2 separate regions of the Homo sapiens genome follow, and region 1 is linked to region 2. The links are chromatin contacts, found by Hi-C in ENCODE. All regions are on one chromosome and are shown on one strand. Each heading gives the region's core, a stretch centred on a gene start or an enhancer-like site at or near the end of the contact. The rest is flanking DNA. Distances are from core to core; before and after follow the strand shown.

The links. Hi-C counts contacts between places; a loop is a spot of excess contacts on that map. Pooled maps may share reads with other maps.
Region 1: a loop to region 2 is called in a map of ascending aorta, with 4 times the contacts of the local background. The contact joins two enhancer-like sites. A Hi-C loop is called at or near these places in 2 of 168 maps with a recorded cell type or tissue (aorta and ascending aorta) and 5 of 50 pooled maps.

The regions. Positions count from the first base shown.
Region 1 is chr1:56,072,478-56,076,275 of GRCh38, forward strand. The region is part of intron 2 of LOC105378741 (a long non-coding RNA gene); the gene reads right to left. Among named protein-coding and RNA genes, the nearest start is that of LINC01755, 130 kb to the left of the region's middle. Within about 2 kb of position 2,119, at least 12 of the 41 ENCODE cell types and tissues checked have a DNase peak (open chromatin) inside an H3K27ac peak, as active enhancers do; they include ascending aorta, where a contact is called at or near this core.
Region 2 is chr1:55,427,887-55,431,653 of GRCh38, forward strand. No RefSeq gene overlaps it. Among named protein-coding and RNA genes, the nearest start is that of MIR4422, 200 kb to the left of the region's middle. RefSeq lists an enhancer at 806-2,005. Within about 2 kb of position 1,310, at least 13 of the 41 ENCODE cell types and tissues checked have a DNase peak (open chromatin) inside an H3K27ac peak, as active enhancers do; they include ascending aorta, where a contact is called at or near this core.

The DNA of each region.
Region 1 (3,798 bases), core at 869-3,368, 650 kb after region 2:
CAAAATACTTCCTTGCCCCTAATGAGGCTGACTCAGGCTTTGTTCCCCACCAACTATAAATTGATAAGTATCACACTTGTACCTACCTACATCAAAATGAGAGAGATATGTGAGTGAGCCAAACATATCCAAAGCATTCCTAATTCAGGCACTATGTGCTCACCCTGAGGTTAGCTTCTCTGACACCTTCCACTCTCTAATCTTGAGCCAAAATATGTCTCTACACTCTACTGTGGTGATCTCAAAGTCCCTGTATGAATGCCTCATATTTTATCACCAAAATTCTAAATAGAGACTCTCTGTTTCATGGTTAGCACTCATTTCTACCAAGCTTGATCATCTGAGGTGGACCAAATTAGAAATAGGCAAGCAAAATAGAGGTAGGAGAAGCTATTAATACAGGTCAGGAAGAGATTAGTTTTGGCTGGGTGCTGTGGCTCACAGCTGTAATCCTAGCATTTTGGGAAGCTGAGGTGGGCGGATCACTTGAGGTCAGGAGTTTGAGACCAGCCTGGCCAACATGGTGAATTTCCATCTCAACTAAAAATAGAAAAATCAGCTGGGCATAGTGGAAGGCACCTGTAATCTCAGCTACTTGGCAGGCTGAGGCAGGAGAATCACTTGAACCCAGGAGGCAGAAGTTGCAGTGAGCTGAGATTGCACCACTGCACTCCATCCTGGGCAACAGAGTGAGACTCCATCTCAAAAATAAATAAATAAACAAATATAGACAGGTCAGGAGTTGTGGGTTGTGGCTTTGCTTGACTTCACAGAAGAAAGAGAGAAAAATCAAACAGAACTAACTGTAAGCTACTGAGGACAATAATAGATGTTCATATCTTTGGTTCTAAGTCATCAAGAAAAGTTTAAACTATGTACAAGAACCTTCTCAAGGAAGCAGATAATTCATTGAGATAGATGCTTGGGGGTGAGGGCAAACCTCAGCTATCAGGAAATTCATCTCAAGTTAGCAAACGTGAATTCTCCTGTGATCCTAGGGTAATGAAGTAGTAACAGCAATAGAAACAACCATAATAATGGCTGGCTACTGCATTGTACTCTGCCTCTTAGGAGTACTTCCATTTTCTCATTTAATATTCAGATCAACCCCATGAGGAACAAATAATAATTTTTATTATCCACTCATTTCTCCAAGTGAGGAAATCAAAGCTCAGCTTGGTTAAGTAGCTTGCCAAGACAGCAGAGCTAGTCAGTGGCAGAGTAAGAATGCAAACCCTAGTCTTCTAACTTGAAGCCCAGTGCATTTCCCACCCTCTGATCTTCTCTCATCCTTATAAATAGCCATAAGACTAAGTAGTTCAAAAATATCTTCTTTCTGGTTCTCAGGCCCATTACAAATGCCACTTGCCCTGGGTAGGAAAATAAAGCCCAAGCTCTTTGCTGGACTATGTGCTAAGTCCTTGGCGCCCAGAAATAACCTCCTGGAGACTATGGGCCTTATATTTACCGCAAAGCAGTGGGTAAATAACTAGTTGGTGTTTTAGTGTTTTGTGGTCACTTAATCTGTTGTGTTGCTTCCCAAGACTCTGAAGGTTTCCTTTTTCAGTTAATTCTTATTTACGTTTCTGAGGTCTGTGTTGTTTTGGGTTTGGTTCATTGGATGTTTTTCTTGGAATGTGTTGCCATTGGCTTCAGGATGTTCCTGCTCTGCTATTTCATGGAATTTTCCCCGAGTGTGGATTGCTATGTATTTCTTCGGGGCAGTGAGCCAAGGCAGTGCTGGTATGTAATCTGTTCCTCTGGCCAGAAGACTTCTTGTCACCCATCCACATGGTGCTTGGTTGTATTTCTCCACTGATAATTCCCCTCCATCTGTTAATGTGCAGGAACCTTGGACTTCAGCCATCTTGTGTGTTGTGCGTTATTGGCTCTGGATAAGACAAGGCCAGTTGCTTCTGATAGAGATTGTGTCAACTGATTCTACCAGTTTGTTCTATCAGCCCAGGGTTGGGGAAGGAGATAGATGCCAAGTGTCATAGAAAGAGTGGAGAAGGCTCACAGGGTTAATGCTATAGACAAAGCAAGAATTTGTGATTGAAAACGTCCAGCCCTTCACACAGCCCTATGCCCCAGTAGGAGAAGAGCCAGGAATGCCAGGTGCATTGAAAACACCACACTCTCCCATGGCTCTCAGCGAGCCTTTCTTCCTTTGTCTTTGACAATCCAATACAAAGTATGTGCCAAAGAAAAATAAGAATTTGTTCCATATCAGAAAGTTTCGTTCTTTGGATATTTTCTTTGTGGGTAAAAATAAAATATTAGAAAGGTCAAATAGTGTTTGTTCAATAAAATGGTATGCTTCCCAAGGCTTTCAGCCTAATTAAGATACAAAGCACACATTGAGGCAGAAAGTTGCCCTCGATAAATTCTTTGTTTGGCTATTTTATTTATCGTACTTCATTCCATTGTTTTGTGTGTTGTATATCTTACTCTTTCCATAAGGAATTTGTGATAGCTTACAAAAATGTGTCAATAAAAAATAAAATATCTTTAAATCACTGGAAGCATCAAGGTGAATGGATAATATTAAAGATATGAATAAGATTAGGGTTAGTATTTCATAACAGATAACCCTGTAAAATTGTTAAAAGCGATTCATCAAATTGACTAAAAAAATCCTACCGTTTATCACTTGAAGTGTGCTGTGGCTCTCTAATCTATAGGTAGTCTAAATTGGGTGCATTTAAGAATCTGCACAGTTTGATTTTAATTTGGAGGTGAAAGAGGCCAACTCTAATCCCCACATTGACTTCACATGCACTGGCGCACATCTGAAGGTCAACAGTTTTCATATTTGCAAAGAGACAAGAGGAGAACTAATACTTACTAGGTACCTAATACATATTAGGCATTGTACCAATAATTTGACATTTAATAATTCATTGATATTCTCAACCACTCTATGAGATAATAATTACCTCCATTGGACAGATAACATAAGCAAAGCTGAGTAACTTGGGCAAGTGTACTCAACTAGTAGGGACAAAACTAAGATCAACACAGGTATATTTGACCTCAAAGTCAACGTTCTTCTCATACTGTGCCTGACAGACAGGTAAGAGGGTATGGAATATGCTTCCCCCAGTTGATGAGTGTCGAAACTCTCAAACAAACGTGGTTTATTCTGAGCTTGCCCTCAAGCTGTAGGTTGACCAGGAAATAAGTATAAGTTCAAAGCAGATCACAGTGTTTGGAAGTTAAGGTCAACAGAAAGACATATCTGTGGTTATGACACTATACACTGCCATACAAATGTCCTCCAACCATTCCAGAGAGAACATAGGTAAGTTCCTCCAAATTGAAGACATTCATAAAAATAAAAGAATAAGAAGCTATAGTTGTATATGGAATGAGCAGTCATATTAATCAGACAGAGAATGGCTATGGTGTTTGTTGTACCTTCCAGTCAGAGCAAACCAGTAACATTAGAAATCTTTGTGGTCTCCAAAATTCTTGCATCTCTGACCCTTCTCAAGTGTCATCCTCTCTATTTTTCCCCATTTTCCCTTCCTGGCAAACTCCTACTTATTCCACAATTTCTCAAATGCCACTTCTGCAACGACTTTTCTCTGTCTCTCATATGACCTTAAAGAGCTCTCTTTTCTGTGCAGTTACTAAAGTTAGGTACATCCACATCATACAAATTCATTACTATAATTTTGTATGCTTCCCCCAGTTCCTATTGGATAGTGAACAAATATATGACAAAATATATATTTTCATCTTCTAATTTCTAGTTAGATTATTTAATTTTTAAAACAACTTTTGAAAGTAGCA
Region 2 (3,767 bases), core at 60-2,559:
CTCAAAGCTCCAGAGATGAACGTGTGGGTTTGTTTGGCTCTCTCCCCTTTCAGCCCTTGCAAATGGAGGCATGAACTAGAAGCAGCACTGTCTTTGTGCCCCCAAGAAAGCCCCACCCTGATTTTCACTAATCAATCACTGAGGCTGTTGATCTTTAGCACTGCTTTCTTTAATGTGTTTGTTATCTGTGAGGCTGGATGGGGCATTAGAATTTTCATCCTTCTGTTAGACGTCATATCTGCCCCGTTTATCCCATTATCATGGGATATTAATTACTTGAAAGATTGTGTTTCTTCTATTTCCTGGCCCACTGGGGTCTTTAGGGTTGGGGACACTGGGGAGCCCATGGATGCTAGCTGCTAGGCTGCTGTGGCTGTGCCGGCCATGGGACAGCATGGGGCAGCAAGTGTGGACAGTGATGCAGGGCCCTCCCTTTCTTTGTGCTGTACTGAAGCAATGGCTGTTGAGAATCTGCAGCTGGGAGGATTTCACTGACAGTTGCTGGGACAAACATTTATTGACCTCCTTCAGGAAGGTCAATTCCTGGCACAGGCTCCCCTTCTTCTACGCCTTTTACCCATGCTATCTCTTCAGCCTTGGAATATCCATCTCCTTTTCTGTGCTTATTAAAATCCTACTTATCGTTTAAAATCCAAGTCGGATGCTGTCACCTCCTTGTAGATGGAGGGTCCCTCCTTGTGCTCCTTTGGGCACCATATGCTTCTTGAGTGTGGAAGCACCCATATTGTATGCAGCTTCAAAATAAGGGTCTAGTCTGTGCCTGAGCTGTAGAGACTTCTTTGTCTGGAGTCTTCCCCTTCTACCAAATCCCCTTCCACTGGGTTTTTTTTTAGTCTTTAGCTCTAAACTGAGCAATGATTTAATCCAGGAGGCCTTTCTTGATGCCAGACAAATGAGACCACTCTCCTCTGTGCTACCTCATCAGAGCACTTCTCATCATTTTCACCAATTGTCTGTTCAATTGTCTTTCCTCCCTGCTGGAAAGTCAGCTATGGGGAAGACAGAAAGCCTGCTTGTTTTGTTTACTGCTGTATTCTTAGTACCTAATCTCCCTCCAGGCCTGTAGTAAGTGCTCAGTAAATACTGAATGAATGAATGAATGAATGAGAGCATCTGGATTCAGGTCTCAGTGCTGCCCCTTATTATCTGTGTGACCTCAGAAAAGTCAATCTCCTAGATCCCTCCCAGCTCTGACATTCTGCTATTAATATTTTGCTACCTCTTTTACCCGGTATCTACAGCTCATGTCCTGGCCCACCCAGCATGAGTCATGCCTCAAGAACCTCAGGCACTCGCTCACTCCAAGGATTTTCCATTCTTTGGAGAACCTTTCACTCTTCAAATATTGTCTTTCTGATGTGGTCCTTGGCAGCGTCATAGATCTCTCCAGCTCACGCAGGTCGGGTCCCTTGATGGGATCAGGCTAGGTCAGCGTAGATGCCTTATCTACTCACTCTGTTCCTGGAAGTCTGGGCTTTGTGCATTCCCATAAAGGGCCCCAGAAGAGGGTGGGATCTGAGCCCGTGATGGACCATGCTGTATGTTGGTGCAGCCCAAGGGGAGGGAAAGCTGTGACTCAGTGTTTGTAAAATGTTAGCTTGTGGAGTGAGTAAGACCAGACCAAGGCTGACTGTTTTGGGAAGTGGTGAGTTGGGTTAATTGAAATTGGAGCCCAAAAGCCAAGGTCAATTCCTGCCATGGTGGCTCTCACTTCCTAGCTGTGCCCTATTACCATGTAATTTAATCTCTCCAAACCCCAGTTTCTTTATCTGTGAAATGGCTACATTAACACCCAGCCTACTCACCCCCTAGCAAGATTTAGAAGTGCTGGAGGGCACATATTTTCATATGGGTGCATATTGAATACATACTATATGACACAAACTTCATATCTGTTATTTAATCGAATTCTCAGAACAGCCCTGCATGGTTGACAGTTCAGATAAGATTCTGGCCTCAGCTCTGGGTTTCAATACAGCAATGTTTCCCCAGTTGTGTGTTGGATCACACCTTTCCGCTGGGCACGCTCTTTCCCACCCGAGGTTAGGAAATATAGGTTTTTGTGGTCAAACATGTTTGTTTAATCCTACATTGGGACCCACTGGTGTACAGTAATTAGGATTTAAAGGGAAAAGATCTAGCCACCCCAGAACTCTCAGTCTTATGCTCAGCAGCCTGGAGTTGGGCTCCCCAGTGTTTCAGTTGTTAGGCAGGGCAGCCATCCCCTGCAGACAGGGCTCCGTCTGTGATGCCTGGGAAGGGGCATCACCAGTTGGGGTCTTTGACTCAACTTCAGTGTCATGAAGGATTTCTGCATTTACATTTTGTTTTGAAATTGTGCGGGAGGCGGGTGGGATCTGGCAAGATGGCCGAATAAGAACAGTTCCGGTCTGCAGCTCCCAGTGAGAACAACATAGAAGGCAGGAAATGTCTGCATTTCCAAGTGAGGTACCCAGCTCATCTCACTGTGACTGGTTAGACAGTGGGTGCAGCCCATGGAGGGCGAGCCAAAGCAGGGTGGGGCATCGCCTCACATGGGAAGTGCAAGGGGTCAGGGAATTCCCTCCCCTAGCCAAGGGAAGCTGTGAGGGACTGTGCCATGAGAGATGGTGCTATCCGGCCCAGATACTACACTTTTCCCACAGTTTTTGCAACCCACAGACCAGGAGATTCCCTCGGGTGCCTACACCACCAGGGCCCTGGGTTTCAAGCACAAAACTGGGCAGCCAATTGGGCAGACACTGAGCTAGCCGCAGGAGATTTTTTTTTCATAGCCCAGTGGCACCTGGAATCCCAGCGAGACAGAACCGTTCACTCCCTTGGAAAGGGGGCTGAAGCCAGGGAACCAAGCGGTCATGCTCAGGGGGTTCCACCCCCATGGAGCCCAGCAAGCTAAGATCCACTGGCTTGAAATTCTCACTGCCAGCACGGCAGTCTGAAGTTGACCTGTGACACTAGAGCTTGGTGGGGGTAGAGGCGTCTGCCATCACTGAGGCTTGAGTAGTCAGTTTTCCCCTCACAGTGTAAACAAAGACACTGGGAAGTTTGGACTGGGTGGAGCCCACTGCAGTACTGCCAAACTGCTGTAGCCAGACTGCCTCTCTAGATTCCTCCTCTCTGGGCAGGGCATCTCTGAAAGAAAGGCAGCAGCCCTAGTCAGAGACTTATAGATAAAACTCCCATCTCCCTGGGACAGAGCACCTAGGGGAAGGGGTGGCTGTGGGCGCAGCCTTAGCAGGCTTCATCGTTCCTGCCTGTTGGCTCTGAAGAGAGCAGCAGATCTCCCAGCACAGTGCTTGAACTCTGCTAAGGGACAGACTTCCCCCTCAAGTGGGTCCCTGACCCCTGTGCCTCCTGACTGGGAGACACCTCCCAGCAGGGATTGACAGACACCTCATACAGGAGAGCTCTGGCTGGCATCTGGTGGGTGCCCCTCTGGGACGAAGCTTCCAGAGGAAGGAGCAGGCAGCAATATTTGCTGTTCTGCAGCCTCCACTGGTGATACCCAGGCAAACAGGGACTGGAGTAGACCTCCAGCAAACTCCAACAGACCTGCCGAAGAGGGGCCTGACTGTTAGAAGGAAAACTAACAAACAGAAAGCAATAACATCAACATCAACAAAAAGGACGCCCATGCAAAAATCTCATCCAAAGGTCATCAACATCAAAGATCAAAGTTAGGTAAATCCATGAAGATGAGGGAAAACCAGTGCAAAAATGCTGAAAATTCCAAAAACCAGAACACC